2 separate regions of the Mus musculus genome follow, and region 2 is linked to region 1. A link is a loop called in an ENCODE intact Hi-C map of the cell type or tissue named here. Cell type or tissue: gastrocnemius. All regions are shown on one strand. Links, peaks and the distances in the headings refer to the core of each region. The heading gives the core; the rest is flanking DNA.

What was found. Peaks named below come from ENCODE experiments on the same cell type or tissue, not always from the same donor. Only the 100,000 strongest peaks of a DNase experiment are listed, where the experiment ranks them.
Region 2: a loop joins it to region 1, with 4 times the contacts of the local background. A loop is called at or near these places in 15 of 42 quality-filtered maps.

The regions. Positions count from the first base shown.
Region 1 is chr11:57,948,599-57,953,973 of GRCm38, reverse strand. It overlaps the pseudogene Gm12245. Among named protein-coding and RNA genes, the nearest start is that of Gm33078, 40 kb to the right of the region's middle. In gastrocnemius, for the core only: a CTCF peak has its summit at 2,800 (motif pointing left); DNase peaks (open chromatin) are centred at 2,843 and 3,228.
Region 2 is chr11:58,018,737-58,024,111 of GRCm38, reverse strand. All of the region lies in intron 1 of Larp1 (La ribonucleoprotein domain family, member 1), which reads right to left. Among named protein-coding and RNA genes, the nearest start is that of Gm51897, 6.2 kb to the left of the region's middle. In gastrocnemius, for the core only: no CTCF peak of the experiment used is centred there; no DNase peak of the experiment used is centred there; H3K4me3 peaks cover 776 bases; H3K27ac peaks cover 3,573 bases.

The sequences.
Region 1 (5,375 bases), core at 92-5,091:
TGAACAGAAGGCCACCTGGACTTGTTCACACATTCAAAAGTCAGAGGCCCCTGTCAGCGAGGGTCAGAGTAGGTGAGAACCTGCAGCTGGTTTCAGTCACAGGACTGTACGCTGAGGAGGGACAACAGCTCCAGGAAATGACGGGGTGTGGATGCTGCTTCAGGGGTCTTTGACGTCTACTTGGAATGTTTGAATCCCCCCAGAAGGAATAGAGGAGCCCCCCGGGGCCAGCGAGCTAGACTTCCTGACTGGGGAATGGGGAAACTCAGCACTACCCATAACTTTTATTTTTATTTTATTATTTTTTGAGACAGGGTTTCTCTGTATAGCCCTGGCTGTCCTGGAACTCATTCTGTAGACCAGGCTGGCCTTGAACTCAGAAATTTGCCTGCCCCTGCCTCCAGAGTGCTGGGATTAAAGGAATGTGCCACCACTGCAGGGCTACCCATAACTTTATCTTCTCTCCCTACCCCCATGCATCTTCTCTCCCTTTTCTTTCGAGACAGGGTCAAGGCCCAGGCTGGCCTTGAATTCACTATGTTGTCTCTGGCTGTCCTGGAATTAATTGGTTAGTTTATTCATTAAAAAAAAATCTTTTTGAGATAGGGTCTTTCCTTTGCTGTCCTGAACTGGCTCTGTAGATCAGGCTGGCCTCAAACTCAGAGACATCTGCCAGTTTCTGCCTCCCAAGTGCTAAGATTAAAGGTATGTGCCGCCGCCATCTGACATTAGGAATTTATTATGTAGAAAGTTTTGCCTGCTTCTGCCTCTGGAGTGCTGGGGATTATAGGTGCAGGCTACCATACCTCGTTCATGTTATGTGATGCTGGAATAGAACCCAGGGCCTTCTAGATGCTAGGCAGGCACGCTGTCAATTGAGCTATATCTCCAGCCATTGTTTTTGTAAGAGAGGGTCTTGCTATGTAGACCTAGCTAGCCTGGAACATACTATGTAGGCTCCATCCTCCAAGTGCTGGTGTGACAGGCTTGAGCCACCACACCCATCTGCCACTTCCTACACATTGGTAATTACCTCTCTGGTCTCCAGTTTCCTTATCTGTAGAATGGGAAAGCATAGCTCATGCCTGAGTGGGTGCCGCTGGGAGCTCTGACATCACTCAGTGTCAGGTGTGTGGTGGCCTCATTTCTAGGAATAGCTTCTGGTCTGGAAATCCCCCACTCTTGTACAAGGAGACTTCACACGCTCTCCTGTTGGGCTCCACCTATCCTCCCCTACCAGCTTTTTCTCAAAACATCTATACTTCTCACACGTTGGTGAAAGCCTAAAGCAACTTGGGGGGAGGGCATCTGCTCTGGCTGTGGTCATGGGGCCTGCACACCAGGACCTCCAACATGGAGACCTGCTCAGCATGTATACCCCAACAGGAGGCAGGGCAGCACGAGTCCTCCTTTCTCTGCTTGGCTTTGAGTGCTCACTTGCAGAGGTGCAGCCAAGCTTCATTTGATTGACAGCTCCAGCCAGGTGGAAGCCGCTCATGCTTGCAGTCCTAGCCCTTGTTTATTCTCTTCTTTAATCTCAATGATCTTACTTACCATTTTCTTTTCAGATTTTTTTTCTTCTTTTTTTATTGAGACAGGGTTTCTCTGTGTAGCCCTGGCTGTCCTGGAACTCACTCTGTAGACCAGGCTGGCCCTGAACTCAGAAATCTGCCTGCTTCTGCCTCCCAAGTGCTTAGTTTAAAGGTGTGCGCCACCTACCCTGCAAGTTGCTTTTTCTTATTGCCTACCTTTTAAAATTTTTGTTAAGATTTATGTAGTCTTTTATGTGCATGGCTGTTTATCTGCGTGTATGCATGTGCACTGTGACTGTGCCCGGTGCCCTGGAACTGGAGATACGGTTGGTAGTGAGCAGCCCTGTGGGTGCCAGGAACTGAATTCACCTTCTTATGCTTTCCCAGGGTCCTCTTGTAGCCTCGGAGCTATTTCTCTGGCCCCTTCCGCACGTCTCTATACGGGTCTCGTGTATCTCAAGCTGCTGACCCTTCCCCATTTTACCAAGAGTGACGCTGAACTCCACATTCGTACACACTCCCTCCAGAGAATTGCCATTACTGGCCTGTTTCACTGCCACGCCCCTACCCTACTTCCATCTCAATTTCATTTTTTATTTCCTCTTTTTACACTTCCTTTTCTTACACCTTTCAAAGATAGCTTTTAAAGTCGGAGTCTTGGTTCTGGAGATGACACAGCCGGAGTCCCCAATGGCGAGTGGTTTCTCTCTGCCTTGCTTCGTGGCAGGAAGTTCACATCATGTCTTGCCACAGGCTTCACACCGTGCACTCCACAGAAGTTGCAGTCTAGGGAGTCTGAAGCCTGCTCCCCTGACTTAACCTGTCGCTTGCTCAGCTTTCTCCTCCAGCCAGGAGCGAAAGCCAAACACAAGATTTCTGTGGGGTGCGTTGAAGCAAGGCTGTAAACCCAGCACAGGAAAGGTAGGAGGCTTGCCACAGGTTAGAGGCCAGTATGGGCCACACTGGGAGACTCTGTCCGGTCACACCAAATGTTTAACTCATCTATTACACTTTAAAGCTGTGACTTTAGGCAGTGACAACTTCTAGTCTTGGTGTCCTCCTTTATAAACTAGCAATGACACTTGGAGAGAGGAGATGAGAACACACATAATTGTTTATTGTCACTTGTCTGCTTCCTAACGTTTAGTCGCATAAATGCTTAGGGAAACAATGCAAGAATAAATTTTCACCTAAGCAAAAACAAATTTAGGTGTCAAAAAGGCTGGCTCATCTGCTTGTCTTTGCCGCCACCTACTGGTCATATATGATAAAGCACATATTTCAAGGCTTGCCAAGATGGCCTTTTGGTTTTTTGTTTTTGCTTTTTGGGTTTTTTTTTTTTTTGAGACAGGGTTTCTCTGTGTAGTCCTGGTGACTGTCCTGGAACTCACTCTGTAGACCAGGCTGGCCTCGAACTCAGAAATACACCTGCCTCTGCCTCCCAAGTGCTGGGATTAAAGGTGTGTGCCACCACTGCCTGGCTGTTTTTGTTTCATTGAGACAGGGTCTCACTTGGCAGCCCTAATTGTCCCAGAACTAACTCTAACTCTCTCTCTCTAACTCTGTCTCTCTCTCTCTGTCTCTCTGTCTCTGTCTGTCTCTGTCTGTCTCTCTGAGTGTGTGTGTGTGTGTGTGTGTGTGTGTGTGTCTGCCACATACTGAGGAGGCCAGAAGAGACTGTCAGATCCCTTGGGGTTACAGGTTGTGAGCTGCCCTGCTTAGAGAACTGAACTCTATCTAGTCCTGGCTGTCCTCCAGCCCGCTACGTAGACCAGACCAGTCTAGAACTTATAGGGATAAAGCGATCCTTCTGCCTCTGCTTCCTGAGTGCTAGGATAAAAGTCATGTGCCACCACTGCCCACTTCTGACTCTTCTCTCACACTTACACTCCAGCACTATGTATTTATACTCTCTTCTTAGCTCCCACCCCTTAGTTAGGCTTCTGATGCTGTGATAAAACCACAACTTAAGGAGGAAAGATTTATTTCAGCTTCCAACTCTTAGGTCACTCTTTACCACTGAGGGAAGCCAGGGCAGGAACTCAGGACAGGAACCTGGAGGCAGGAGCTGATGCAGAAGTCATGGAGAAATGCTGCTTACCGGCTTGCTCACCCATGGCTTGCTAAGCCTGCTTTCTTATATGACCCAGGAACAGCTGCCCAGGGTTGGCATTAGCACAGTGGGTGGGGCCCTCCCACATCAATCATTAAGTAAGAAAATGGCAGACGGACTTGTCTAGAAGCCAATCTTACAGAAGCAGTCTCTCACTTCTCCTCCCACATGATTCTAACGTGTGTCAAGTTGACAACAACTAAAAAAGAAATAAACTACCGGCTTACACCTGTAATAAGAATCTAAAATTTGTAAATATTTTAATAAACTCCAAGTTTTCTTTAAAAATATATAAATGAGAAATTAAAAAAAAATGCTGGACAGTGGTGATACACCTCTTAAATCCCAGCACTTGGGAGGAAGAGGCCAAGTGGATCTCTGTGAGCTTGAGACCAGTGTGGTCCACAGAGGGAGTTACGGGATGTGATGGTTTGTATGTGCTCAGCCCAGGGAGTGGCACTATTAGAAGGTGTGGCCCTGCTGGAGTAGGTGTGTTCTTGTTGGAGTGGGCTTGTCATTGTGAGTGTGGGCTATAAGACCCTCATTTTAGCTGCCTGAAAGTCAGTATTCTGTTAGCAGCCTTCAGGTAAGGATGTAGAACTCTCTGCTCCTCCTGCACCATGCCTATCTGGATGCTGCCATGTTCTTGCCTTGATGATAATGGACTGAACCTCTGAACCTGTAAGCCAGCCCCCAGTTAAATGTTGTCCTTATAAGAGTTGCCTTGGTCATGGTGTCTGTTCACAGCAGTAAAATCCTAACTAAGACACAGGACAGCCAGGGATACACAGAGAAATCCTCAAAAAAATAAAATAAAATAAAATAAAATAAAATAAAATAAAATAAAATAAAATAAAATAAAATAAAATAAAATCAGGACACAGCCAGGATATGCGTTATACTTATATTTCAGCATCTGAGAGGTGAGGCAGGAGGATTGCCTTACGTAAAAGTAGCCTGGTTTGGAACTTAATAGCTAAGTAGCAAGATCCTGCCTCAATAAAAAAAAAAAAACAAAAAACAAAAAAAATCAACCAGGGGCTGGAGAGATGACTCAGCAGTTAAGAGTACTGACTGCTGACTCTCTCTAGCCCGCCATCCCCAGGCACCTGTTCCTGGTGGCGCAGAGCACACGGCCCGGGCAGCACGGAAAGCAGCAGGAGGAGGAAGAGCTGAGCAGGTCGGCGCACCTGGTGGTGAGCATCTCTAGAAAGAGGAGAAGGCAAGGATAGGCCCAGGAGTGATGGCATCCAAATTTAAACAAGTCATACTGGATCTCACTGTGGAGAAAGACAAAAAAGACAAAAAAGGTGGGAAGGCCTCCAAACAAAGTGAAGAAGAATCCCACCATCTGGAAGAGGTTGAAAACAAGAAGCCTGGGGGAAATGTCCGAAGGAAAGTCAGGCGACTTGTGCCTAACTTTCTCTGGGCCATACCTAATAGGCATGTTGATCGCAATGAAGGGGGAGAGGATGTTGGGAGATTTGTAGTGCAGGGAACAGAAGTCAAGAGAAAGACTACGGAGCAGCAGGTGAGGCCTTACAGGCATTTCCGAACCCCGGAACCTGACAATCATTACGACTTTTGCCTCAGACCTTGAAATCTAAGATTTTCTCTGAGCTCATAAAATGGCTACTGTTTTACAAGCTCTTATCAAGTGGGGGTATTTTTTCTGTAAACTTTTGGTGTTTCCACTTAACGGTTTCTATGTAAAATTGTTTAATCGTTGC
Region 2 (5,375 bases), core at 119-5,118, 70 kb before region 1:
TGAGATACTGCCTCCTTCTTTAAATCCTCTTTGGGACTGGAAGGACCAGATAAACACTTTAATAAATGCTTCTGGTCAATTCCATGGCTCTGTCTTAAGTCTTTTGCTCCTTTTTTTTTTCCTACCCCTTGGTGTTTCTTTTTTGCTTAAGATCCATTTTATTGAGCTAGAAAAGTACCCAAGGAGCTAAAGGGATCTGCAACCCTATAGGTGGAACAACAATATGAACTAACCAGTACCCCCAGAGCTCATATCTCTAGCTGCATATGTAATAGAAGATGGCCTAGTCGGCCATCATTGGGAAGAAAGGCCCCTTGGTCTTGCAAACTTTATATGCCCCAGTTCAGGGAAATGTCAGGGCCAAGATGTGAGAGTGGGTGGGTAGGGGAGCAGGGCGGGAGAAGGGTATAGGGGACTTTCTGGATAGCATTTGAAATGTGGATGAGGAAAAATTGACAAAAAAAGAAAAAAATTAATTTTTTTTTAATCCATTTTATTTTGGCCAGGCAGTGAGGGCTCACATCTTTAATCCCAGCACTGGGGCGGCAGAGCAGGTGATTCCGATTTCAAGGCCAGCCTGGGTTATAGAATAAATTCCAGGACATGCAGGAGCACAAAAAGAAACCCTGTCTCCAAAACAAAAAACAAAACACAACACCTGGGCTGGAGAGCTGGCTCAGTGGTTAAAAGCACTGACTGCTCTTCCTAGAGGTCCTAAGTTCAATTCCCAGCAACCACATGGTGGTTCACAACCATCCGTAATGAAATCTGATGCCCTCTTCTGGTGTGTCTGAAGACATCCACAGTGTACTTATATACATAAAATAATTCTTTAAAAAAAAAAAAAACAGCCGGGCTTGGTGGCGCACGCCTTTAATCCCAGCACTCGGGAGGCAGAGGCAGGCAGATTTCTAAGGCCAGCCTGGTCTACAAAGTGAGTTCCAGGGCAGCCAGAGCTATACAGAGAAACCCTGTCTCGAAAAACCAGGAAGGAAGGAAGGAAGGAAGGAAGGAAGGAAGGAAGGGAGGGAGGGAGGGAGGGAGGGAGGGAGGGAGGGAGGGAGGGAGGGAGGGAGGGAGGGAATGTATTTTATTTTAAATTATGTGTTCGGCTAGTGAGATGGCTCAGCAGTTAAGAGCACTGACTGCTCTTCCAGAGGTCCTGAGTTCAAATCCCAGCAACCACATGGTGGCTCACAACCACCCATAATGAGATCTGAAGACAGCTACAGTGTACTTACATATAATAAATAAAATTAAATTAAATTTTAAAAAATTATGTGTTCACATGCATGCGTGTATACTCACTGAGTGCAGTGCCCTCAGAGGGTAAGAGGGCATTAGGTACCCTGGAGCTAAAGTTACAAAGACCATGAACCAGCCCTAGTGGGTACAAGAAACACATCTGGGGTCCTCTGCAAGAATAGCAAGTGCTGTTAACTGGTTGAACCTTCTTCTCCAGGCCCACACATTTCCTAACTTACAGGTACAAATGAAAATCCTGATTACATTCTGCTTTGACAGAAAACAAAAGAAAAATTTTCTGTTGAAATCTCACTTGAATACCATGATTCAAGTCCTGTTTTAGACCAAACAAAACAACTTTCTGACTGCTTAAAGTCTCTTAAGAAACAGAGCTAAAAACAACTTTAACCCTTACTTAATCTTGTAATTTTGGCTCAATCCTTGTCTGGAACATTTTTTGTTACTAAGTATCAAAATGGGGGAGGAGAGAAAGGAAGCAGAGAATGAACGTCCAGCTACAAGTAGCTCCTTATCTTCTACTCTGATTTACCTGCATTTCCTGCAGGCCTTTCTGCTTCCACCTTGCTCCCCACTCAACACTCTCCACGGATCTGAGGAATCTCAAAGCATCTGCTGCAGCCACTGCTCTCCAGCCTCCACAACAGAGTGCAGAGCCCCTGTAAAGCTGAGGCCTCCTCATCTACACTGGCCATTTCTGTCCTTGGAGGATCCTGACTGCACTCTGGCTAGGATGATCCTTCTGATCATGCCAACACCTTAACAGCCTCTGCCCAATACCTCCCTATGAAAATTGATTCCAGAGTAGCTGGGATAACAGGACTGTATTCCACACCCTCAAGATGGCTGATTCTTTAAGCTGCTGTTTTGGGAGGTGATGTTAGGCAGGAAATGAAAATTGGTAGTTCACTGCTTCCCTGTGGGAATGTAAACAATGAGGCCAGGCCTCTCTATCTAGTGCACGGCAGAATTCCCAAGGCCTCTTAGTAGGCTGTTCAAACTGATGGGAGCCAAGCAGTTCCTGCCACACAATGAATGGTTAAAGTTCAAGCCATGGGGCCTGTTTGAACAAGCCTGAACATTGGATACTAGTGAGCCTCTTAGGTCTGCCCCGATTCTGCTAAGTTGATTAACTCTTGGACCCCAGCTTCTACCAGCTCTGCATGTTCAGGCCAGAAGGGGATTCTCAGGAATGATCCTATTGAACTAGACATGGGATTTAAGAATCCTTCCAAGTTCCTATCACTGTCTGCTACTCACCACCTAGGGCAGACCATCTTACCTGAACACAAACCTGAAGCCTAGATCACAATGCCACACACACATACACACATCCCTAAGAGTCCCACTGCCTTACTTAGTGTAGCTCTGAAGAAGAAAGCTGGTCCCATCTGAGTCTCTAAATAAGATCTCAACAACCAGGGTCTTAACTTCTGATTCAATTGATATAGCAAACTTAATCCTAATGGGAAAGTCTTGAAAGACCTTGTGACTCAACCACTTCCATTCACAGGAAGCAGGAAAGGAAGTGGGGAAATTCAGTAAAGTCGCTCAAGTCTTTCAGTGAGATGCACAGCTGAGCTAGCAGCTGATCTTTCAATTCCCCTACATCATTTCCTACCTTCCCTACTACAGGGAGGACAGAACAGCACTGCCAGGAGGAGCCTCTGTCCAGAGAAATTCCCAAGGAGCCTTGGCTCCCTTCCCTAAACAGGATCACACTTTACAAGGCTTCTACTCAGGATCTTTCTTTCCCCTTTCCATTGTGAGAGTTAACCCTGTATAGTCCTCCTCACGCCTACAAGATAACAGGGGGCTTTAACAGACTGAAACCAATGATGCTATTTATATACCCAGTCCAGCGGAGGGGACAGAAATGGAAAGGCTACCTGGAGCCTGACTAACACAACAATTTCCTTGGCAAGTTCATCCTCAGCTTTGCTCCAGGGCCGCAGGCCACAATGCTCTTAGTATCAGGTCTTCACCACACTTGCTCTCCTCTCAAGTGTCTACAAGGCTACTCCTTGGCTTCCCTTCCTTTTTATGGTGAAGCACAGTATCTGGACTCACAGGCCTCATGCTGGGAGGAAGCCTCATGAAGGATGCAAATGTGAGGGCCTACAGGGCCTAGCAGTGGGTTGCAAGTAGACAGCCAGTAGTGCAGACCATGGCCCTCACCCAGTATCAGAGGCAATTAATTCAGCATAGCTTTACACACTGTCCTTTTAGTTTTTTAAAAGCAAAGTTGGATACCCCTACGCTTAGAGAGCTAGTTTATAGACTTTTTTTCTGAGGGTGGGTCTTTTGAGACAGGGTCTCTAACATAGTTCTGGCTGTCTTAGCTAGCCTCAAATTCAAAGAAATCCGCCTGCCTCTGCCTCCCAGGTGTTGGGATTACAGCGAAGCCTGTATGTGTGCCACCATACCTACAGCATTTTCCCCATTTTAAAATATAGATGGTTCCTTTCAAGTATCCTTAAAGCAAATTTAAAACTGTCAGCCGGGCAGCGGCGGCACACACCTTTAATTCCAGCACTTGGGAGGCAGAGGCAGGCGAATTTCTGAGTTTGAGACCAGCCTGGTCTACGGAGAAAGTTCCAGGACAGCCAAGGCTAAAAACAAAACAAAACAAAACAAAAAGCAAACAAAAAAAGCAAGCTAGCTAGCTGTCAGGAGGCAAAGCTGGGCATGAGATGTAGACACAGACAGACACTTTGTGACTTCTTTTTAGCACAGAGTTTCAAAAGTCCCGACTGGCCTGGAATGCCCTATGTAGACCATACTTATCTCAAACTCAAGAGACACATCCACTTGCCATTGCTGTCCAGACTTTGTTTGTTTGTTTGTTTGTTTTGGTATGGCTGTAGCTCCATCTACTCTGGCTCTTGCTACAGTATCTCAGACTGGCCTCTAGCTCATGATAATCCTTCTGCCTCCCTTCTGGATCCAGAATTAAAGATGTTCACCACCACACTTCTGACCTGTTTCAGATAAAAGACCCTCCTTAATTTGAAGGTGAGGTCTATCTAACAGAGCCTAGAAACTTTCTGAATCAAAAGGTTCTTCAGGAAATAACCACCTAATTACTCAATAGTTAGGGGGGGGGGGCGAGCACCTACTACATTCACTTGGGGACACTGTTACCAACTGACCAAGTCAAAATCCACTAATGCTCCCCCACACCTACACCAAAACTTAACCATAGGTCACTGAGATGATAGGACTTAACTCCAAAACAAGACTATGCTATTAATGCCAACTGATTTTTTCTCATACATAGGAAAGGAGACCTATCTGCAACAAATCTGAAGCTGTGGAAAGATACCAAAGCACTAAATGGACAGTTTTACCACAAAGCACCCATGCTCATCTAAAAATTTCAAGAGCCACAATTTGGAGTGGGTGGGGAGGCATCAGATGGCTCAGCAGGTAAAGGAGAACTGACTTCCATCCTGGGACACACAGTGGAAAACACCAACTCCTGCAAGTTGTCCTCTGACCTCAAAACACAGGCAATCAATTGGGCAGGTGAGGGGACACATGCACACACCCCACCTCCATTTGGGCTTCTTAAGTTTCTTTTTTTTTTCTTTTTTAACCTCCCAACAAACTCTAACTTAACCTGTTTATTTTAGTCCATGTCTGCCACTCGGTATATCCTCCTCCTCCTCCTCCTCCTCCTCCTCCTCCTCCTCCTCCTCCATGTCACACTGGTAAATCCTCCTGCCTCTTACAAGGTTCTTTTTGTTTTGTTTTGTTTTGTTTTGTTTTGTTTTGTTTTTGGAGACAGAGTTTCTCTGGTATAGCTCTGGCTGTCCTGGAACTCACTTTGTAGACCAGGCTGGCCTCAAACTCAGAAATCCGCCTGCCTCTGCCACCCCACCCCCAAGTGCTGGGATTAAAGGCGTGCGCCACCACGCCCAGACTCTTACAAGGTTCTTAAGTTCACCTCTATGATAAACCAGCAGAGGGCAGGGTCAGGAGGAAAACCAGTTAAAAGATGTGACAGCAACTATTACCTTCCTTTCTATGCACAGGTCCAAATTCTAGGAAAAGTGATAGAAGATGCTGGGTCATGAGGAAGAATGGCTTCAACAATATCCTGTTAAGCA